4 separate regions of the Homo sapiens genome follow, and all the other regions are linked to region 3. A link is an interaction called in ENCODE POLR2A ChIA-PET data of the cell type or tissue named here. Cell type or tissue: CD4-positive, alpha-beta T cell. All regions are shown on one strand. Each heading gives the region's core, and the rest is flanking DNA. Links, peaks and the distances in the headings are about the cores only. Region 1 overlaps MAN2A1 (mannosidase alpha class 2A member 1). Region 2 overlaps MAN2A1 (mannosidase alpha class 2A member 1). Region 3 has its middle 39 kb from the start of LINC01848. Region 4 overlaps MAN2A1 (mannosidase alpha class 2A member 1).

Evidence for each region. Peaks named below come from ENCODE experiments on the same cell type or tissue, not always from the same donor. Only the 100,000 strongest peaks of a DNase experiment are listed, where the experiment ranks them.
Region 1: POLR2A ChIA-PET joins it to region 3 with 5 read pairs; 8 of 35 experiments call an interaction of 5 or more read pairs at or near these places.
Region 2: POLR2A ChIA-PET joins it to region 3 with 5 read pairs; 2 of 35 experiments call an interaction of 5 or more read pairs at or near these places.
Region 4: POLR2A ChIA-PET joins it to region 3 with 5 read pairs; 3 of 35 experiments call an interaction of 5 or more read pairs at or near these places.

The regions. Positions count from the first base shown.
Region 1 is chr5:109,692,151-109,698,134 of GRCh38, reverse strand. All of the region lies in intron 1 of MAN2A1 (mannosidase alpha class 2A member 1), which reads right to left. Among named protein-coding and RNA genes, the nearest start is that of MAN2A1-DT, 4.0 kb to the right of the region's middle. In CD4-positive, alpha-beta T cell, for the core only: no CTCF peak of the experiment used is centred there; no DNase peak of the experiment used is centred there; H3K4me3 peaks cover 228 bases.
Region 2 is chr5:109,794,115-109,800,098 of GRCh38, reverse strand. The region is part of intron 12 of MAN2A1 (mannosidase alpha class 2A member 1); the gene reads right to left. Among named protein-coding and RNA genes, the nearest start is that of LINC01848, 86 kb to the left of the region's middle. In CD4-positive, alpha-beta T cell, for the core only: no CTCF peak of the experiment used is centred there; no DNase peak of the experiment used is centred there.
Region 3 is chr5:109,919,674-109,925,657 of GRCh38, reverse strand. No RefSeq gene overlaps it. Among named protein-coding and RNA genes, the nearest start is that of LINC01848, 39 kb to the right of the region's middle. In CD4-positive, alpha-beta T cell, for the core only: a CTCF peak has its summit at 1,606; DNase peaks (open chromatin) are centred at 2,937 and 3,707; H3K4me3 peaks cover 1,078 bases; H3K27ac peaks cover 2,470 bases.
Region 4 is chr5:109,805,980-109,811,963 of GRCh38, reverse strand. All of the region lies in intron 12 of MAN2A1 (mannosidase alpha class 2A member 1), which reads right to left. Among named protein-coding and RNA genes, the nearest start is that of LINC01848, 74 kb to the left of the region's middle. In CD4-positive, alpha-beta T cell, for the core only: no CTCF peak of the experiment used is centred there; no DNase peak of the experiment used is centred there.

The DNA.
Region 1 (5,984 bases), core at 1,052-5,051, 230 kb after region 3:
AATTAAGCCCATCTGTGAATTACAGCAGATCCAAAAAGTCATAAAGTCATGGTTTTCAGTCTTGAAGCTATGGATCAATTTTGCCTAGTTCATGGCCCAGAACCTTCCTTCCCAGAGCAGTCCTACAGTGCAAAACCTTCAGGTGAAAGAAGAGAAACAAACTCATCAAGCATGTCGATGCTCTAGCATCAAAGTTCCCCAAGGATACCTGGAAATCTATGAAACATGTAGATAACACAAGTTTTAAACCACTCTCTAAAAACACAAAGTTTGACCAATGCTTATCTAATAACCAATTTACGAGAATTTTGTTTGTCTTTAATTAACTCACATCTACTTTAACAGATCTAACAATACTATTTGCCTCCAATATTAACAATAGAGAAATATAGTTTAAACTAGGGATTGGCAAACTCTGAAAAGGGCCAGAGAGTAAATATTTTAGGTTTTGTGAGCCAGTTTCTGTCTTAACTACTAAACTATGCCACTGTTGTGTGAAAGTGGTCAGAGACAATTGGTAGATGAATGACCATGGCTATGTCATGAAACATTATTAAACCACTTAAAAATGTAAAAACCATTCTTAGCACATGGCCCTATAAAGACAGGTGGCAGACAGATTTCACTCATAGTTAGCTGACTCAGCAGAGTTCAAAACCAGAGGCCTTGGAGACAAAAGAAGGAAGATTATTTGTCAAGAACTTCATTCTTTCCCTAACCTCCCACCTCCACCCCACTTTCGTAAAAAATGCTATTTAGAGGACAAAATGAAATGATCAGGAGGAAAGTCTCTATCCACTCTCCTTATTTTCCAGTTTCTTTCCCTGCTTTTTCTCATCTCAAGAAGATATTTAAAATGTTGTAACCAGAATCATCAAAATTAACAGAAATAAAAACAATACACTGAAAAGTAAACAGTCTGCCTGAGAAAACTGCAGACATTTCAAAACATTTTTGCAGACAATTTTTATACTACCTTATTAATCAATATATCTTATCTTCCTATGCTAAGAGGAATAAATCTGGATAAGTGCCAACCTGTAATTCAGCTGGAAGAAAGTAAAAGATGATCTATTTACAATGACCTGACCCTAATGTTTTTCTCAGAATACACACGTCCAATTGGAAAAGAATTTTTTTACGTTCCATTATAAGAATCTTCCATTTTTTCCTTCAACTTACCTATGAACATAATCTATCCTTGAAATTTTTTGTAACATACTACAATCTAGAATCCTAAATGTGTAAGTGAATTTCAGGCATCCTGAGAAAGAATAGAGTTCACCCATCAAAAAATGCTAATTGGCTTTTTGAGCTTCGGCCTTTTGATCAATCCTTCCTAAAACACAGAAGTGCTAACGACATGTACTGGGTATAAAGAAGAGGCCACAGCCAACACAGTTTCAACAGGGATGATTCCCACTCCCAGAGGATATTGAGAGCAGTGTCTGGAGACATTGTTGGTTCCTACAACTAGGGGTACAGAGAGAGAACAGTGATGTTGGCAGATATCGGGTAGACAGCAAGGATGCTGCTAGACACCCTACAACGCACAGGACAGCCCTTAACACGAAAGAATTCTCTGGCCCAAAATGTCAACAGCAAAGAGGTTACAAAGCCTGGATAGAGGCAGCAAATGGTAGAGTATGTCCAGTTTTAAACTAAAGTACTTTCTCTTCTTTAGAAAACAGTATGTTAGATTTAGAAATTTAACATTAAGATATTTAAGAGATACCAACCAGGCGCAGAGGCTCACGCCTGTAATCCCAACATGTTGGGAGGTCAAGGCGGGCAGATCACGAGATCAGGAGATCGAGACCATCCTGGCCAACATGGTGAAACCCCGTCTCTACTAAAAATACAAAAATTAGCTGGGCATGGTGGCTTGTGCCTGTAATCCCAGCTACTCGGGAGGCTGAGGCAGGAGAATCGCTTGAACCCGGGAGGTGGAGATTGCAGTGAGCTGAGATTGCACCACTGCACTCCAGTCTGCCAACATAGTGAGACTCCGTCTCAAAAAAAAAAAAGATATATACTAGATACCTACTATCCACCTGTCTGCATAAAATATAATTACCTTAAACAGGGCACTCTTTCAGAAAAGCTATGATATGACCTCAAGTGACAGAGTTCATCAAACCAAATGATTTACTTCCTCCCTATTATAGGCACATTTAGCTATACTCACTAAAGCACTAGATGTGAGCTCCATTTCAGTACAATTAATCCTCAAACCTGTCTGAATTTAAAAATGGTTTCAAACTTAAAAATAGCAGCTTGGCTTGATAACTGAAACAGAAACCCATTTTAGTTAAAATGTCCTACTTCCTCTCCTGATTAACCTACTAATAACAACTGAGAAGCAAAAATCACTATTTTAGAGTTCTTCCTCCTTGCCTTAGTTCTGCTCAAACTTTTATAAAAGCTGCTGCTATCAGGAACTTTTACCAAGACAGAAGGGATAAAAAATGCAATAAGGCCTTTACAATCCAGCAAATACAGGTCATCAGAGCTGCTAAATATCCTTTCATTTTCTTAAAGATTACAGAAGTTGGAGAACAAGGGAAAACTAAGACTCCTGAATGCAAAAAAAGCTAAGAATAAACCAGGTGATCAGCAACAGCTAGTGAACCACTCATTCCAGGAAACTCTCAACACTTCAGTCCTTCAAAAAAGACTAAAGTTTTCAGTTATCACAAAAAGCAATAGCTGACTCAAAAACAAATAAAAGTGGTCATTTTAGCCACTATTTTGCCCACAGCCCAGACACCTCTTAATGCAAATTAAAAGCTAAGAGAGAAAATCCCCTTCCAATAATACAATTGTGACATCTCCCTGACAAAAATATTTGTTTAGGCCCTGATAACAGTGTTCATCTGGGAACAACACACCCAATTCAATTTAAAAAAAACAAAAAACAAAACATAAACTACTATCTTCAGACCACAGACAGTCATGAGTATCTGGCCCAGTTGGTTTACAGGAAATAAGTTTGGGTCTTAGTGAAAAATGCTGATCAGGAAGAGACCCACAGGGCTGTTGGACTGAAGAGGAGTTAGAGGACACCATCCTCAAAAGGCTCTAATGTTTGTTCTTGCATTCCTAAATGCTGGATGCACTATCAACGTTCCATCACTTCCCAAAAAGCACAGATCTCCGCATTATATCCCAGAAAATAAGACAATCTCCCTCATACAAACGTGAACAAACCCCAGCACCAAGTGCTATTGTTTATAAATAGACTGCACTCAAGGAAGGGGAAGGAGATCATATTTTCCTTATATGTCATTCTTAAGTAAGATTTACAGATTTATGAAAGCAAGAAAAAAACTGGGGAATCAAAGTCCTAGTTATATGTATTGCCATGAGTCAACTTTCATTAATAACATCTACTATGCTGGACTCTTAAGTACTACTGATGTAAAGTATGTAAGCACATTTCTGTATGTGTATTACAGTAAGTTAAAAAAAAAAAACACAAAAGGCAACTGGGAGCAGTGAATCACACCTATAATCCCAGCACTTTGGAAGGCTGAGGCAGGAGAATAGCTTAAGGCCAAGAATTTGAAACCAGTTGGTCAACATAGTAAGACCCCGTCTCCACAAAATAAAAATTTTAAAACTGGCTGGGCACAGTGGCATACACACCTGTAGTCCCAGCTACTCAGAAGGCTGAGGTGGGAGAATGGCTTGGGCCCAAGAATTCAAGGCCACTGCAGTAAGCTGTGATTCCATCACTGCACTCCAGCCTGGATGACAGAGCAAAACCCTATCCCAAAGAAAAAAAAAAAAAGGTATACAAGTTCTCACCTTCTAATGGCTTTCAATCAAATGCTTATTTAAAGGCATTCTCACTTTCTCACTTGATAAATGTTACATAGGCAAAAAGATAAAGTTTTAACTTCACTTTCACATTTTCCATCGGAGTCTCAATTTCCATATTTTAAGAGTTAATATTAATCTCTACGGTCATATGCTACACTAATTACTTAAAAAGTGATCATTTGTTATACAAAACCTGACTCATTAATTTACTTCTCCAGATCCAAACATCAGACTAATTAATAAGACAACCCTATTATACACACCATAGATAGTAAGCACCTTGTGAAATCTGCTTGTAAGAAGTGATGACTAATTTCAGGGAGACCTTAACAAAGTTTCTCCTTTCCATCTGCTCAAATTCTTCCAAGTTATCATAAAGCATTTTCAAGACATTAGTCTCTGACCAACCTCTCATTCACAGTGGAATTTTTATTAATTTTCTTAGCTGAGATTTATTAACCCTGAAATATACACACAAGTTTCAACAGATTAGGCCCCCTGTTGCCTCTAGTCCTCCAAGGAATTCCTCCCAGAAGCAGAAGCAAGGCTTCGGAGTGCTTCAGGATAGACTTCCAAAGAATATCTTAGAGGCAGGCAGCTGTTCCGGGGTGAGAGAAACTGGAGCACCCTCGGCCAGCCCACTCTTGCCCCAGAGTCCAGCCAAATGGTGGAAAACACCAGAGTTGTGAGAGAAGAGAAAAAGAACAAACCCCCGCTCTCCAAAAAAACAACAAATAGATTGCTCTCAATCTAGGATGGTCTTTAAAAATATCTTGTTTACAAGATAGACCTAAAGCCTAGTGAAGGTTCCGTATCAACTGAAACCAACTAAATGGGCAATTTAGAGGAACCCAATACCTATCTAAATAAACCGTTCTACTAGATACCAAAAAATGACACATAGTGACCGACCTGCTTGGCTCTACTAAAACTCAAGAATTCAATACCCAAACTTGCCAAACAAATGTATTGCAACCTCCTTTTGCTATGTTTGGTATTATTAAGAATAAGTTAGAAGCAGTGAAAAAAAAAAGAATCAACTCAAGTTCTGGATGCTGGACTACACAATGGTTTTCATTATAATGTTTAGCTCTGAAATGAGCTCAAAGACATTCTGGGAAGGGTATAAATCTCTAGCAGTAAATGTTTCAGAAAAAGGACCATATTCATTATGGCTTCAAAATAAAAGTTCCTTTAGTCATAAGCTAAGGTACCAGAGAGCAACATGCTCTATACAGGGGGCAACCAACCCCAGGGCCATGGACCTGTTAGGAACCAGGCCACACAGCAGGAGGTGAGTGGCATAGCAGGTCAGCAAGCATTACCGCCTGAGCTCCACCTCCTGTCAGATCAGCAGCAGCATTAGATTCTCATAGGAGCACGAACCTTATTGTGAACTGCGCATGCCAGGGATCTAGGCTGCATGGTCCTTATGAGAATCTAACGCCTGATGATCTGAGGTGGAACAGCTTCATCCCCAAACCATCCCCCGAAACCCCCGACTCCCCCCATCCCCACCCCTGTCTGTGGAAAAACTGTCTTCCAGGAAACCAGTCCCTGGTACCAAAAAGGTTGAGGATCACTGCTCTATATTTTACATCAGATCTTTCCATAAGCAAATGGCAGCCTAAACAGTAGGCAACAGATTCCTAAGAGGCAAGACAACTCAGTGGCTGGGAGCCTGGGCTACAAAGGCTACCTGTTCAAATCTCAGCTTGCAGCTGTGTGATCTTGGGCAAGCTAATTAATCTCTCCGTGCCTCAGTGCCTCAGTCCCCTCGCCACTTAAGTTTTACCCTGTAAGATACGAAGGCTAATGTCACACACATAACGGTTAAGCTTACAGAGGGGTCTTAGAATGTCTATCTGCTTGAGGATTCAGTGGCCGTCCAAGCACTTAAAGAATACCTTCTTTCTGCAGTGAAAATCCAGTACAGAAAATCTGAGAAAGGCAATCTTAAATGCAAAATGTTCCACCTCCCAGTTGAGTACCAACAGCCTTCCCCTCCAGCAGCCACTTTGACCTTTCATCAAATGCTTTACGCTTAAAGCAGAACTTCAGCCTCTCATTGAGGACTAAGGATAGATATTACAATACTGGAATTAGCTTTGCCTAAGATTTCTCAGTAACTGAATGAGTCACTCATGTCTTTAGATTCT
Region 2 (5,984 bases), core at 797-4,796, 130 kb after region 3:
TTTTTTTTTTGAGACAACAGTCTCACTCTGTTGCCCTGGCTGGAGTGCAGTGGCGCAATCTTGACTCACTGTAACCTCCACCTCCCCGGTTCAAGCAATTCTCCTGCCTCAGTCTCCCAAGTAGCAGGGATTACAGGTGCATGCTACCACTCCCGGCTAATTTTTGTATTTTCTGTAGAGGTAGGGTTTCACCATGTTGGCCAGGCTGGTCTCAAACTCCTGACCTCAGGGGATCCACCCACCTCGGCCTCCCAAAGTGCTGGGATTATAGGGTAAGTCACCATGCCCGGCCAAGATTGGAGATTTTTTGTTGTGATTTGGTTCTTTCGCTTTTTTTTTTTTTTGAGACGGAGTTTTGCTCTTGTTGCCTAGGCTGGAGTGCCATGGTGCAACCTCGGCTCACCACAACCTCCACCTCATGGGTTCAAGTGATTCTCCTGCTTTAGCCTCCCAAGTAGCTGGGATTCCAGGCATGCGCCACCATGCGCAGCTAATTTTGTATTTTTAGTAGAGATGGGGTTTCTCCATATTGGTCAGGCTGGTCTCAAACTCCTGACCTCAGGTGATCTGCCCGCCTTGGCCTCCCAAAGTGCTGGGATTACAGGCATGAGCCACTGCGCCTGGCCTGCTTTTTTGTTTTTTTTAACCCCCCAGGTAGTAAAGATGTAGAGGTAATATAACAAAAAATGGAGTGTCCAAGAATTGATAGTTCTCTGAATTTTTGTGTTCTGAATAGAGTCATTGTGGGGCTGGAGCACATAGTGCAGACTGAGCTGATGCAAGAGATGATGCGAGAGACAAAAATACAGGCACACAAGCCACGTTAAAGAGTCTAGAGTTTATCCTTAGGGTAATGGAAAAAAGAAGGGTTTTGAGCTAAGTTACATCATTGCTAATATTAGTTAAGTGCCTGCTAAGCGCTAGGTCCCATACTATGAAGTTCATACACATAACCGTATTAAACTCCGCCAACAAATGTGTGAGGCAGGGACATCTGTCACAGGGTTATTACCATCACCCAGTGGAGGGACAGTAGCAGTCTGAAGCAGGGTAGTAGCATTGAAGATGAAGAGGACAAATTTGAGACACATTTAAAAAACAGAATGAGGCTGGGTGCGATGGCTCACACCTGTAATCCCAGCACTTTTGGAGGCTGAGGTGGGCGGATCATGAGGTCAGGAGATAGAGACCATCCTGACTAACACGGTGAAACCCAGTCTCTACTAAAAATACAACAACAACAAAAAAAATTGGCCCAGTGTGGTGGCGGGTGCCTGTAGTCCCAGCTACTCAGGAGGCTGAGGCAGGAGAATGGTGTGAACCTGGGAGGCGGAGCTTGCAGTAAGCCGAGATTGTGCCACTGCACTCCAGCCTGGGCGACAGAGCGATACTCCATCTCAAAAACAAAACAAAACAAAACAAAACAAACAAACAAAACACAGAATGAAAAGGTCTAGCATGTGTTTGGATACGAGTTGAAAGTAAAAAAGACAAGATGATCAGGGTAGCCCCATAATTTATTGTCCAAACTAATTTTGAGAGTGAAAGAGGCTAATAGTGAAAAAACTGTCATATCTGGTCACTCTAAAATTGAAAGAGCTTGGGACCACAGAACAGGTTCAAGCAGGGAAGAGGAGTTCCGTTTTAAACACGGTGAAATGGAGCTGCTAATGGGCCATCCCAAGAGAGCTATCCACTTGGCCAGTGGGTCTAGAACTTAGGAGACTTTTCTCAGCAGAGACAGATGTTTGAGGAGTTAACAGTACACTGATAGTAAGTGAAGGCAATGGAATACGAAATATCACTCTCACCAGAAGTTGGTATTTTTTAAATCTTCTTGAAGAAAAACTATTATTTAGGATCTCCTATATGCTCCTGCCTCTCCACCTATTTCAGGCATTAATATAACCTGAAGCTGCAGATCCATGGTGCTGTTAAATTCTATCAAAACTAAATGGACACTTCTACCTTTAGTTTGACAATAAAATTGACAATAATGATTTAGATTTCACTACGTCTAATTGTTTCCAATGCCTTTTTAATTCTTCATTTTTAATTGCTAATTTTAATTCATCTATCAGTCAGCTGAACTGACCTCATCAAGAAATTTTTAAAATTTCTTTTTAAAAATATGGGAAGTGTGCCTGTGGTATAAGTGTTTTCATATCTGAAAATGTCTCTCTACTACCTTCACATATGAAAGATAACTTTGAGTATAAAATGATTTCAAAACTTCATAGTCTTCCTGTCTAAGTCAGTCTAGCGTTTGTTCTATATTATACAATATAGTCTTTCTGCCTGGGCACTTTTTTAATATGTCCTTTTTCCTTTTAGTTGAACTAAGTTACCATGGTGTACTCGGGGTGGCTCTTTTTTCATTTTTATTACCCAGCACTTATCCCTCTTCATCTATAAAGGGAGGCCTTTTCAGCTCAGAAAACTTTTCATCAATTATATCTTTGATCATTGCCTCTGCTGTATTTTTTCCTAAAGTTTTTTAATTCTTTTGTTGGAATCTTGTCCTCCATACCGATCATCATCTTCCTTCTCATTGTTGGCATTTGTCTTCCTTTTGTCTACATTCTTAAAAAAGTATCTCATGGACTTTTTTTTCACATCCATACCCTCTTTCAGTGTCAGCTTTACTCTTCAGCATCACTAGTGAAGATGGTCTGTTATTGCCCCTCCAACAATCTCTCCTTATCTCACTCCTCTCCTCTTCCAAATATTTTCATTTTCATTTTTTGTCATCTTTTTGTTTCAGTGTTTCACCTTGTTTCATATTTCTCAGAGATTATAACTCAAAACTTTTTGAGAGTTCCAGGTCCTCTTTTTTTAAAAAAATTTTCATCTGGTCTCTGTAATAAATCATTTTAATAAGTAAGCTACACTTCTGAGTCTTCATGCTGCACCCTATTTTTTAATCAGTCTGTAGAGCTTTTTCACAGCTCTCCTATGACAACCTTTCAATCACTTATCCTCAAAGAAGTAGACATTTACCTAGACTCTGTGTTTGCTAAAACTACCCTTGGTCCTTTTTATTTTGATATTAGCTGAAGTCCTTCTCTAACGTAGTTAGTTTATTTGACAAATATTTGTTGAACACCTACTGTGTGCCAGGTATTTGCCAGGGGATGCAAAACCAAACAAGCTCTCTACCCTCATGGAGCTGCTAGTCTACCAAGTGAGACACACAATAAGGAATAAATGACATGGCCAGTTTGTTAATAATGTCATGAAGGATGTAAAGAGGATTCAGTGATGGAGAAAAAGAGTGGGTGAATAATAGGCTCACATGCATGGATCCAGCCTGATCGCAAGTTTCCAAAAGGTTTAATATCCAAGGTGGCTGTGCCTGATTGGTATTCAGTCTTCTATACCAGCTCTGATTCTGAACAAAGGGAAGGCTTCTTTCTTCAACAAAGAATATCACAGTATTCTTGCCCATGCCACCACCAACAGCAATTTCCTTGAGCGGACTTTCCTAGCTCAATGATCTATCGTTAAGTTTCCTTGTTCCTGCCTACTTTATTTCTGGCAGATTTAGTCTCCAAATTGATTGCAAAATATGGACACAGTGGAAGCCCTTTCATCAATGTGATCAAGGCTGGCAATAGATCTATTAACAGAAAGAGTTAAAGTTGAGCTGAAAATAAAAGTTAAAGTAGAAGATCATTATGATATGTATGTGTTATTCTTAATATTTTACTTTACCATGAAATATATACATGTATCATATTCAAAATATGCAAATCCTTTGACTATGGAACCAGTAATTGGAGTTTTCATATTTTCTGCATAACCAAACATGTGATAATCTTCTGTGGTTCCAAGCTTAGGTTTCTCTAAAGTATAGCAAGAACTTAAACTCAAAAATGTTAAGAAAATCTGAGTGCAGCCGGCTTCTATATTTTTATGATTTCTTCCCAAATCTTTTGCAGTCATCTCGCCAACATTTATCAGTGACTCACCTTTGCTGAATATTTCCAAAGTCCTCAACTTCATAAAAAAGGGTTTTTATGTAATTCAACAGCGTAATAAAATGGTTTATGAGAAAAAAATAACAACAACTTGTTTAGGAATAAATAACTGATTCATGATAATCACACAACTGAAAGACTGGAGGGAGGGAAGTACATTGGCCTGCTAGCTAACAGCCTGTTAGCTACAAGGCCACATTACCATGGGCACTGAAAAGGAATGAAGAGTGTCAGTTGATCTACTTGGTCAATTAAATGAAGATGGTCAACAGAGACCTTAGGCAGGGAGGAAGAAGAGAAAAAAAAGAAAAGCTACCTAACTTCCTAATAGCCTCAAAAGTAGCACTCTTCCAATAGAAAAATATTTGTTCACTTTTCTAGTTGATATAATACCAGAATTTGAAAGCCTTGGGGGTAGACATTATGAAAAGGAAAAGGAATCATTCTCCATACTTGCTTTAAAAGACATGCAGGTTGCTTTTATTTCTAACTGCTTATCATTAATCAGCAAGTAATTGCATTTTTCAGACCAGTTCTATCAGCTTTGTAGTTTGTGGACATCTTAGATTGTGATAATACACTGACTGTCAAGCCAAGGTTTTGGTATTCCTACAACTGTTCATCATCTTCTACATTTTCATATGAGCTTTAATGGGAAACTAAGAGTCAGTCTCATGGTCTCTAGTCAGCCATCACGTAAACTGGAAGTGTCAACTATTTTTTTAATATAATAGATGTTATTTAATTTCAGTCAATGTGAGGTTGAAACAGTATGTCAGGAATTAATACTCATCATTCCTGATGTCATAAAATACATAGAAATGCTAAGGGTGGGAGGGACTGGAACAAAGGTGGAGCCTTTTCTCCTCATTTCCTCCCCAAGAGACCTTTATATTTTCTTGAAAAATTAGGCAAAATGTAATCCTGTGATGACTGAATTGGAATGGCAAACACCAAATAAGATTATTTTGTATTGCTACCAAGCCATGACTGCTCCAACACTAGTACCAACCACTAGTCAATGCAAATAATTTTTAACATAAAATTAACTAACGTAGCATCTTGCAGGTACCTTGAATTCCTTAAGAAACTTTTGGTTATTTACATAATATAACATATTCCATTCAGTCTTTTGGATAAAGCATCCTTTCTGAAAACACTCCAGTAGACTACAGACAAGATGAAAAGTGCTTCTGGATAATCAGGGAACTAGCCAACCTATACCTTGAAAAAAATCAGAGTTAACACATAACAGAGACAGAACATAGGTGAAAACATACAAATACCTTTTACAAGCAATATATATTTAAACAGAAAAGCATCCTAGAGGACAGTTTATAAACTCATCCTTCAAATCCAATAAAATTCATAAATACACTGTACTATTAATGCCTAGATACAACTAAACTAGACTGGAATACAGAATAGCTTAGTTTTTATGTGTTTAAGAGTCTCTAGGACCATCAGTTACTAATTCCCTCACCAAAAGAAAAGTTCAAAACAGCTTTATTTAAAAGGTAAAAATATCTCAGCTTTTCTCAAAATAACAGAAGCTGGAGAGGGTCCAGGATGTCAAATCCTGTATTCTATTATTGCCTTGAATTCTTTAGGATAATTAAAAAATATAGCCGACCAGTTTCAAGAAAGAAAACCTTTAATCTTACTGACTTTTTACACTCATTTTTCTGTTAACTAATGGAAAGACATTTCTATATACTAGTTTTCTAGTACGTGTCAAGGTTTAAGCTTAAACCATCATAATCCATGAGCTATTAAGGACAGTTCCTGGACTAATTATCGCAGCTAACACTTCCATCTCCTCCACAGTTGAGCACAAAGTGCGCTCCCTCTGTACACTAACAGCTCTTTCACCAGACTCACTTCTCAGACTAGAGCCGCCTTGGTTCAAGTCATGGAATCTCACTTCCGCCGTTAAGCTCCAAATGCCTCTATCAAATAATGCTGCCACAATCTGAGTGGTCAGAATTCTATTTTCCTAGAAAT
Region 3 (5,984 bases), core at 1,305-5,304:
GATTTCTGAATATTCGGGTTAAAGAACATAGCTGTTGGTTTTGGTGTTGAACTCTGGTTTGCCTACCTGCCTAGTTGGTTCTGCCCATCTCTGTGCTTGTGATTGATACCCACTCCCCTCTTTTATTGGCTCTCATGCCCACAAGGCAGGCCATTCCCTCCACATACACACACCCTGATGTACACAAGGGTCCCTGCCAAGGGTGGCTCCATCTTTCTTCTCTATGAATTAAAACTTCTACTTTGCTAAGTAGCCAAAAGAAGGTTCCTGAAATCTCAGTAACTTCCGGTCTTTACTCCAATTTCATGAATACCTAAAGTGCTTCTCATGAATACCCTTAGTCAATGATCCAGGTCAAACTCTTATTTTATCAGAAAATCAAGATGGGAAAAGGTGAATGACACAGCCACTGTCATATCATAGAACCAAAGCAAAATCCAAGACCTCCTCTCTCTCAGCTAAGCTCTTTCTACTGTGTAACAATCTACCATTTTTTAGTACTTTAACAATGGTTCATGTAGCCTCTACAGCGCTATCCTGAGTTTGCTTTCTGTGATTCCAGCATGTAGAGCATGCCTCACAATTAGCATGTAGGTTCCTTGAGGGCAGGGACTATTCCTTTCATGTCCACAGCTTGCACAGAGTGGAGAGGACACTGACTAAAGGACAGGGGGATTTAATTAGCCAAATCTCATATCAGACAGCACCAGATCCTCCCTCCCAGCCACCTCCCAGTACCCCAATAAACAACCAGCCCATATCTTCTGATTACATTTCCAGGCTCCCATGTGCTTTTGATTAACTTCTGTGTTTTTCAGCCTTTGCATTGCTGATGCATCCATTTTCTGTCCCCAAGTGGGATATAGAACTGTAGGTAACAGGCAGTTAATAAGCTAAACAGGTAGGGACAGAGGCTCATTAATGGTTGCTCTATGATTTGTGGCCGGTTCCCTCAGCACCTAAATCTTGAAATAAATATATTCAGAGACTCCGTTATCCAGGAAGAGGACATGGATCATTTTTCTTTCATTAACAATGGAGCCGCTACAGCAACATTTTTATTTATATGCACATTTCCAAGCCTAAAAGCTTGTCCCTTTAAACCTGCTTGCACTAAATTTTGATCGGCCCTTGATGAAAGAAGACTTATGAATCGGAGACAACCTGGTAACCATCTGTGCCCAATGCATATTAAAGGAAATGTAAATTCGCAAAAGACTCCCCAGCATATATCAGCTTCTCCACCCTGGGAAGACAGAGGATGATTAGAGAATCTGGGACCAAATCTCCCAATTCAGGAGGGCCATGTTAATGAGGAACTTTGCCGAAGTACACAGCAGGAAGAAGCCTTCAACAAAAGAAATTTCTAGATAACAGATGGGCCCAAATTTCTTCTATCTAGAAATCTATCCTTCTATCTGATGTGATAGGCACTTTAAGGGGTCTCTACCCAACCATAAGACCACACATGCATGCTTCACACATACACATGTGTGAGCATGTACCTGCACACATATGCCTCTCTGAGCTCTAGTACATGTGGGTCCAGGCAGCCATATTAATTGTCTATGTGAACATTTTGTGAGCTTTCTATCCATACCATGCCACCCCAGGACCATAGTCTTGGAATTGTTCTGGACAGCCTGTATACCATTAAGGCATATACTGTGATCAGAAATCAGGCAATCACATCCCTCCCTCAGAACCCTTTTAACCTTCTCTGACTTAATCTAAACTAATCAGATTTTTTTCTGTGAATTTGGAGTTGGCACTGATAGGAACAGCTCTACTGTTTGCCTGAGTTGAGGGCTTTGTAAAATTGCCAGATAAGAGGCAGCCGTCTTCTGCCATGTGCTTGAAGAAATAGCAAAAGTTGGTGTAATAAGAGAAAAATAAAGCAGATACACAGTGACGAGTGGAGAGCAAGAGCCTCAAAAGTCAGAGACAGACACACACATAAAGACAGAGAGACAGAGACAGAGGGAGAGAGAGGAATTGTGTTACTTTCTGAACACTTTAAGATGCTGGTCCCAAACCTAGACATGTCTTCCCCTGGTGTTTCATGAGATAGATAGCCTATTTTCTTAGTGTCAGTCCTCCATTCTGCTTGAATTAGCAGTAAAAGAGCTTTGGGGACAATCCCTAGCCAGGTGAGGGCTAGGCCCATCTAGGCTTCAGGGACAGATTTCCAGCAAAGCCACGCAGCAGTTCTTCCCCACCACTGAGCAAAGGAGCCTTTGTTAGGCTAGGGTGCACCACCTGTGCACTGTCTGCCTGTCCTTTGTCAGAACCAGCCCCTCCTGCTAGCTTTTTAACATCTCTGTCCTTGCCAAAAACATTCAGAGTTGGAAGACAAAGGCATCAAGGATGCAGAAGAGAGGCCCTGGCAAAAGTGAGAGCAAAACCAAGGATTGCTGTGGACAAAGATAGCAAGGACAAGTCACTTCAGTGGGCTGTCATTCACAACCGAAAGCCACAGGCTGGAGTGCCTGTGGTGGCTGGAATACAATGTTCTACCATAAGGAAAATGAGGTGGGTAACTCCTTTCATTTCCACCATAGTGAAGGTCTATTCTTTCCTTCAAAAATATTTAATATACTATTCCAATTGTATTAAAAATGCAATACCAGCCAGATATGGTTGCTCCCACCTGTAATCCCAGCACTTTGGGAGGCCAAGGCAGGAGGATCACTTGAGTCAGAAGTTCAGGACCAGGCTGGGCAACATAGGGAGACTCCATCTCTACCAAAAAAAAAAAAAAAAAGTTGAGTGTGGTGGCACACACCTGTAGTCCCTGCTACCCATGATGCTGAGTCAGAAGGATTGCTTGAATCCAGGAGGCAGAGGCTGCAGTGAGCTGATTGCACCACTGTACTCCAGCCTGAGAGGCAGAGCAAGACCTCATTAAAAAACAAAAAAAATCAAGCAATACCCAACGTGGTCAAGTTCTGTCTCTTCTTGGCTCTAACACACGTCCTAGGTATCTGATCGCAGGATAGAAATCAGTACAGAAAGTATTTCACACCCTGCCCCACCCCCAAACAAAGCCAAAGCAGGTCTGTCTACAGCTTACTCCATGGCACTGCATCATTCTTCACCCCACAGCCTCCCCCCAGCCCCCACACCTTTCCTCCACCGTGCTCCCTGGATAAGCATCCCACTCATGCTTTAGACTGCCCAGAGGGAGTAATTTGGCACCACACGGGACACCTTATTCTTGGAGTGCTAAACAGAAGTTAAGACTCGTGACTCTTCTCAGCTCTAATCACACACTAATTTCTCTGATAAAGCCACTTCAGATTTCTGTTCAGCCCAGACCCTTGGCATCAGGCCTTGGAGCTGTTCTGGGCCAGGCTGCTGGACATACCATGTGATCTGAGCTCAAGCAGTCACCACATACCTCCCCCATCAAACCTTCTAACCTGCTTTGTTTTGATTATTTTAAAATCCTGCCAAACCTATTAGGGCTAATGCTCCGCTGAAAGCAGCCACGACCTCCTGTCAGCACTTGGCACTGCAGGGCCATCCGTGACAAGGGGGGAGCTCACAGTCCTCTCTGTAGGAGGCTAGCACCCTCTGCTTCCAAAGAGGGAGGGAGTGACTGCAGAAAAGGCACCTGCCACCTAAACCTCAGAAGTCAACGGCTCCCCTGCCCCTGCAGCTAAGGCCTCAGTTCTTTGAAGCATATGAGCAGCTGCAGAAGCAATGGTGGCCTCAAAAAGTCCCATCAGCAGCTCTCAGAGTTTGTCTTCAAAACAAAAGTGCACCTGTGTTTTGGCAAGCTTCAAAGGGGTTATGAGTTGTGAGCAAATGCAATGTGGTTGAGTGAGAAGTGCTTTGAGCCTATGACTGCACAGACACACCACAGCATCTGGCACCATGGCTGCTCTGTGACCTTGAGGAATCACTCTCTGGACCTTCGGCATAGAAGAGATTCACACCTGATCAGATTCACCCCTGAGCTTCAGGACCTGGGTTAACAGTTAAAGACCTTCCCAGCTTGTCCTTCCATGCCTCAGGTTTGTACTGCTTTCTTTAGCATCTAATAAACAGTTCCTGTCCCTTCCCCTTTGGTCTTGGCTCCTAGAATGCCCTTCCATCTCCCTACTCAAATCCAGCACATTCTCTAAGACTCAGCTTAAGTTACTTTTTCTTGAAGGCTTTCTTGGCTCCCACAGCCCTCAAGGCTCCTCCTACTATCCCATCAGGCAATTGCACACAATTATGCAGCCATTATAGACTCCTTTATGTTGTTCTCGATTATTATGTCTGTGTTAATATTGCATCCTTCAATATCCTAAACTCCTCAAGGATAGGGTCCAAATCATTTTAGCACACTCCTGGATTGTGTGCTAAGATTAAAAAGAAAAAAATAATAAAATGGCAACATCCCAGGGCATGATTATTCTGCCACCCTTCCCCAGTAGTCACACTCTTAGTCAGGAGAACACAGCACTCTGTCATTTTCTAAAGGTCAGAAAAAGGTGATCGCGGTCAGCCAGTAAAAGTCGGGTGAGCCACGTCCATCTGGGTGTCCCTGCTGTCTATTTCTAAGTAATCCTCTGCTTAGGGGGCAGTCAGTGATGCCAACAGTGGGGGCTTTCAATCCATAATTACAACGTCTTTCCTTCAGCCCAAAATGTGGAACAGCTCCTGATTCCTCCCTTGGCAGCCAAAAGGCTGATCTAGCCCCAACCAACTGCAAGAGGTAATGGCAGGACCACGAACCTCCTGCAGCTGCAGGGATGAGCCATGGGAGGCTGATAACCACGAGAAATGACCACAAGGACTCTATGGGTGTCCTTGGAGGCAAGGACTGGTTGAGAGAAGAGTTGGGGAAAGTAGAAATGAGGCTTTGCAATGAAACTCTGAATAAAGCTAGCTCTATGGGCCTTTGCAGGTAAAAGCCCTAAATGACGGAAAGGTAGCAATCCCCATCCCCAACACTACTCTCCATATCCATGCAGGCACAACCTTCCACATGCCCCAGGAGCCCGGCAGCTTTTGAGGACCCTGCTCACTCTCAGTGGTAGAGGAGGAAGAGAAAGAGAGAAAATCCATTCAAAGCCAGGACCTAGCAGAGTCCAAATAAGAGGATATTTAAAAATAAATAAATAGCTCAATTCACTTTACAAAAGAAGACATAGAGGTGGCCAACTAGCATATGAAAAAATGTTCAACACCACCAATCATTAGAGAAATGCAAATCAAAACCACAATCAGATACCATCTCACACCAGTCAGAATGGCTATTATTAAAAGGTCAAAAAAGAACAGATAGTGGCAAGATTGCAGAGAAAAGGGAATGTCTATACGTTGCTGGTGACAAAGTAATTAGTTCAGCCATTGTGGAAAGCAGTGTGATGATTTCTCAAAGAACTTAAAACAGAATTACCATTTGGCTCAGCAATCCCATTATTGGATATATATCCAAAGGAATATAAATCATTCTACTATAAAGACGCGTGCACATATATGTTTATCACAGCACTATTTACTGTAGCAAAAACATGAAATCAACCTAAATGCCCATCAATGGTAGAATGGGTAAAGTAAATGTGGTACATATGCACCATAGAATACTACACAGCCATAAAAAGAATCAGATTATGTCCTTTGTAGCAACAAGAATGGAGCTGGAGGCCATTATCCTCAGCAAATTAATGCAGGAACAGAAAACCAAATGCCACATGTTCTCACTTATAAGTGAGAGCTAAACACTGAGTACATATGAATGCAAAGAAGAGGACAACAGACACTGGGGCCTACATAAGGGTGGAAGGTGTGAGAATGGAGTGGATCAAAAAACTACCAATTGGATACTATGCTTATTAGCTAGATGATGAAATAATTTGTACCCCAAACCCCCGTGACATGCAATTTACCTGTATGACAAACTTGCACCTGTACCTCTGAACCTACAATAAAAGTTTATTTAACAAGTCAATTTAAAAGGATCTAGAGACTTGGTCATTGGCTAATTT
Region 4 (5,984 bases), core at 1,187-5,186, 110 kb after region 3:
TAAGGCATGTATAAATCTAAATAAAGGAAATTAACAACAGGTGATAATACAGATATCTTGAAACAAGAATTCTGATAACATGGTAGTGGTGAGAATACACATTCAAAGTAACCACATGGCTTATGGCTAAGTTAAAAAGCAAGCAAAGAAAGGAGAGAAAGATGCTGTATGGTATGTGTAGTTATAAACTTATGAATATGAATACATAATCCCAGTCAACAAAGTACCTACAGTTTAGGAGGGAGAGGCACAGAAACAAACTGGTAAGTTCAATATAACAGGGTAGGCAATAAGACAAAGGTATGTAATAGCATGTCATGGGATGCATACGTATGCATGCAGACACACAGACACAGACACACACACACACACACACACACACACACACACGGCTGTTAGGAAGATTAACAATCTTCAGGAGACCAATCAAAACAGAAAATTAATTTTATACAAAATGAGCAGAATGTATAATATACGCAGAAAATGAAAAAATGTCACTTAGTAGAACATAAAAATGAATGGAGAGACATATCTTTCTAAATAAGAAAACTAAAATAATGCAAAAGCACAACTCTCCCAAAATTCATTCGTAAGTCTTATGCAGTGCCAACCAAAATCCCACTGAATTTCATTTCTTGGAAGAAAGGTGAGGGAAGGAAAATGATCATGAGATGGGCAAAACAATTCTATAATATACATACATCCTTAATAATAGATGAGCAAGACAAATGGTTACTAGATGCATTAAAACAATATGTCAACACTGATTCCAGATAAATGTAAATTTTGAAACATAAAAAAGATACAAAGTTAGTAGAAAAAATAAATATATAATCTGTGGTACAAAAGGTCTTTCTAGCCATAACTGAAAAATACAATGAAGTAAAAGGCTGACAGATTTGGTAACAAAAAACTAAAAATTTTTCTATCTTAAAAATGAGATTAAAGAACAAAAACTAAAAAAAAAAAAAATAGTAAAACTTGTAAAGTGCTCTTATAAATCAACAGAAATATAAACACTCTTTTGAAAAAAAGGTGAGCACTTTATTTTTGTCAAATTGAAGTTGAGAAATAAATGATGTTTCCACTTCCAGGGGAAATGGAGTAGCTGTCAACAAACAAGAGCTCTCACTTCTACTAGCCAACTAGAAAAGCCAGATAAAAAATAATAATCATTTGCCTGAGGGCAACAGAAAAACTGCTGAAGAGAGGAAAAAACTTCAGAAAAGTGACCAGCCTTCTGCAGTCATTTTCACTCTGGGGCATGCCAATTCTCAGCAAGGGAGAGGCTGTGAGTTCCATGCAAAACCTAGTGGAAAGTCTGGAAGAAATCACTGGGGAACAAAGAGATCAAAAGAGCATTTTGTGGAGACTTTGGGAGGCTTCAGGTACACAGTTGATTTTTTCATTACGACAAGTGCCAAATACTGAGGCTGCGCAGAAAGGGAAGCTTAAAACCTGAACAGAAAGCTTCTGAAAAGTAGAGCAGAGACATCTCATGACATTCCAGAACCCACCAGGGGATAGGGCCTACAGAATATAAGCAGGCTATTAGTTGAAAAATTACTTAGAAAGCCAGGTGAACAACAGGTTGAATAAATCAGTCTCAATTTAACATAGTCCTTGATTGGAACATCTATCTAGAAGAAGATATTTTCTAGAGTCTCTCTAAATTTTATGCACAATTGTCTAGTACTCAATATGAAATTAAGAGGCATCACAAAAGACAGAGCCACGTGACTAAACACCAAGAAAAAAAGAAACTAGAACTATACATGACCCAGATATTGAAGTTAGCTGACATGACTTTAAAATTATAATTAATATGGCCAAGGAAAGAGAAAAACATGAATCAAGTAGAGGACAAGGTAGAGAATTTTACCATAGAAATTAACACATTACAAAATAATCAAATGAAATTCTAAAAGGATAAATATTTACAGTTAAAAACTCCAAAGATATCTTTAACAATAGCAGAATAAATATATTTAACTCAGCAAAAGAGAAGTCAATAAAAAACATACAAATGGAAGTGGTGAAAAAAAGAATATGCAATATAGAAAAGAACGTTAGGGACACAGGGAACTCAGTGAAAAGATCTAATATGTGAAATAGGATATGTGTAGATGGAAATAAAAGAGAAAATAGCACAATATAATTACCTGAATAGCTGAGAATTTCCCAAAACTAAGGAAAGGGACTAACCCACAGATACAAAAAAACTCTGTGATCCCCAAACGGAGAAAATACACCTGGTGTGTCATGTTAAATCCCCTATGAAAAGGCAAAATCTGAGAAGCAGCCAGTAAAAATAAGATTACACTGTTCAAAGAAGCAACAATAAGATCATCAGCTGACATATCAAAATAATTAAGAAAGCCAGGAGAAAATGGAATTATATATTTGAGGTGGTGAGGAAACAAAAAAATACTGCCAGCCTAAAAATCTATATCCAGCAAAAATATCCTTAGAAAATGATAAAAATGCCTTCAGAGAAACAAAAACTGAGTGTATGGGTTACCAGCAAACTTGTACTGAAAGAAACGTTAAGTCTTCAGGCAGAAAGAAAATAATATCAGAGGGAAACATGAGATTGCAGGGAAAAATGAAGAGCACAAAGAGGGGTAAATATATAAGAAAATATAAATGACAACACAAAAAAACACAAAAGTAATAATTTCAATTAAACTATAATAAGTCATCTATGCTTTTCTATGTAAATACTAAAAGAATATTAAAATCATCTATAAAAGATGGCAAGAAAGAAGAGAAAAATAACTTGATGACTTACCAAAATATTAGCAATACTTATTGTTAGGTGGCAGCATTATAATTATTTTTCATACTTTATACATTTCTTATATCTAGCATTTATAATTTTATAATCAGAAAAAACTATAACTTAGAAATAGTCTGTCTTTCAATCCAATGATTCCTACTTTTAGAAATTTAGTGTAAGGAGGCCAGATGTGGTGGCTCATGCCTGTAATCCTAGCACTTTGGGAGGCCGAGGCAGGCAGATCACCCGAGGTAAGGAGTTCGAGACCAGCCTGGCAAACATGGCGACATCCTGTCTCTACTAAAAATACAAAAATTAGCCAGCATGGTGGTGCGTGTGTGTAGTCCCAGCTACTCAGGAGGCTGAGGCACAAGAATCACTGGAACCCAGGAGGTGGAGGTTACAGTGAGCCGAGACTGTATCACTGCACTCCAGCCTGGGTGACAGGGTGAGACTCTGTCTCAAAAAAAAAAAAAAAAAAATTAGTGTAAGGAGAAAAACAGAAATATAGTAAACAAAAAATATTTAAACTATTTCCACAGCTAAGCAATGTAAATATCTAAACAATACTATTCAAAACATTATATTAGCTAATCAATATAATATTAAATTGAGGGAACACATTAACAATTAAAAGTATACTTACGTACTAGAATACTAATAGCCATTAAATATTTATAAAGAATTTTTTAAATACAAGAAAATGTTTGTTGCATTATTAAATACAAAAGAATATTCTGAATTATATACAAAGAATAAGCAGTGAAATATAAAAATATATAAAATTCTAAAAAGAAACTGTTGTTAATAGTTACCTCCTCTAGGTTCTAGGGTTATCAGTGAATATGCTAGAAATCCTTTTAATAGCTTTGGATGTAAACACTATTCTACAGGAAGTTACGTGTTTATTAGAAAAATTCAGAACAATAACAACATCAAAAACAAACAAATTTTTTAAAGGGCAAAGGAAGCAGGGAAATCCTTTTCAGTAATAAAGACACAGATATACGGGAAATAATGTTATTTTCAAGATATACAGGCCACTACCACTAGACGCTACACAGTAAAGTGCATCTCTAAAATGCAATTATATGAAGTTAGAAAAGTAGATAAAACTCAAGTCATAGTGGGGAGTGGGTTGTCTTTTAGTCATTACAAGGAGCTTGGAGCTTTTTGTGCAGTTGATGGAAAAGGTTTAACATGGTCAAATTTTCCTTTTTAATACCTATTTCTAGTTGCCAGGCAGAGAAAGAACTTAAGGGGTGAAGGCTCAAAGCAGGACGGCGAAGTAGATAGCTTCAAGTTGATAGCTTAGGCAGGAAAGGTGAAGACAGATAGATCCATTTTTCCACTGGAAATTTAAAAATCAGATTTCCAGGTATGATAGGGAGCATAATGACCCCAAGATGTCCATGTCCTAATTCCATAACCTATGAATGCTACCTTATATGGCAGAAAAGACTTTGCAGATGTGATTAAATTACAGCTCACGGTATGGGGAGCTCATTCGGGGCTGTCTAGGTGGGCCCAATGTATTTACAAGGGTCCTTATTAGAGGGACGATCCAACAGAGAAGAAGACTATGTGACAACAGAACCAAGTGGATGGGATATACAAGGAAGGGGCCACAGGCCAAGCAATGCAGGTCATCTCTAGAAAAGGAAAAGGCAAAGAAATGATTCTCCCCTCAGAGCCGCCAGAAGGAACCAGCCCTACCAATATTTTGTTAATCCAGTGAAAATGGTCTTGAACTTCTGACCCCCAAAACTATAAGATAATAAATTTGTGTGTATTTTTTAGTAGAATTAAGTTTGTTGGTAATTTATTATAGCAGCAACAGGAAACTAATATACCAGGTTACACTATTCCTGTTGAAAATGAGGACTAACTTCCAGTTTCATACCACCAAGGATATATAAAAGAAAATCCTGAGTCCTGGAAAACAGGATGGAGGTGGGCAAAGAGTAACAAGCAAGAAGAGCTTGGGGTCCTTGGAACTGGGACCAAGCAAAGATTAAATGAAGTGGGTCTAGCCCTTTGCCCTCTCTCCTGTATTCACAAGGGAAAAATTTTAAATGATGGTTTCTGGAAGCTACTAGCTGGTTAAGTAACAAATATGGCCTGCTCTTACAAGAAAAAAAAATTCAACGCTAAGGTACAGAACACTCTTTCAGCAATAAAAATTAGAATTTTACTTGGATATAGTAGTACATAAATGCTACCCTATCTTCCTAATATATGAAAGTTTATTTCACACCTTTCTCTATATTTAGGAGAAATCATTCTTAAAATCATGGACAAAATATTATGAGCCTATCATCCCATGGAGAGCCATTTGTCCAAGGAAAAGATTCAAAAGGAAGGTAAACAAGCATGCTGCATGTGTGATCAAATGCAAATATAAAGTTGTCCTTCACAAAACAGTATGACCACAGTACCTAAAATTGCTGTTGGCAACTAAGTGATTGCTGCAAATACCTTATTCTCCTCAAATGCAAGAATTCCACAAAATATTACTAATAAACTTTTAGTTTCTAAACTAAGAATGGCAAGGAAAGTATGATATTATTAAGTAAATATTCTAGAAAGCTCTATGTTAGAAAATATTACTGGGGCAGACAGTTATGTTTGTTTATAATACTAACAGACAAAGCAGTAAGTCAAATATAAAACTGTATTAAAGGAATATTTTTGCTATATTTAAGTAAATGACTTAGCTCGTAGCAGAGTTTTTCAGATGTTATGGTAATCTTAGCAGCTATGATGATAATAATACCAACAGCTAGCACTTAATTAGCCTTAAAACAGTGCTGAGCAGTTACTTTACAAGCCTATTTTACAGAAGCATAGAATGGTTCTGTATCCTACTCATGGTTATGTAGCCATAGAAATGGTACAGCCAGGATTCAAACTCAATCCGTCAGGGAGTCAGAGACAGGGAAGGTGACCTGCTGTCTCCCTTCAGTGGGTAAGGCAGTCAGGGTGCACGTGCTAGAAGCACTGATGCAGCAACTAGAGCACTCAGAATCCCATTACCCTCCCCCTGCCTCTCTGAACAGAGCCTTATCAGACTGCTCTATATTCACCCCAGCAGAGAACCTTCACTCCAAAGCCTCCCCACCTGCAGTGCCAGGAATGGGGTAAAGGAGTTTTCCTGGAGGTGAGGATTAGGCTACTTCCCCTGGTTGCTATGATGACAACACAA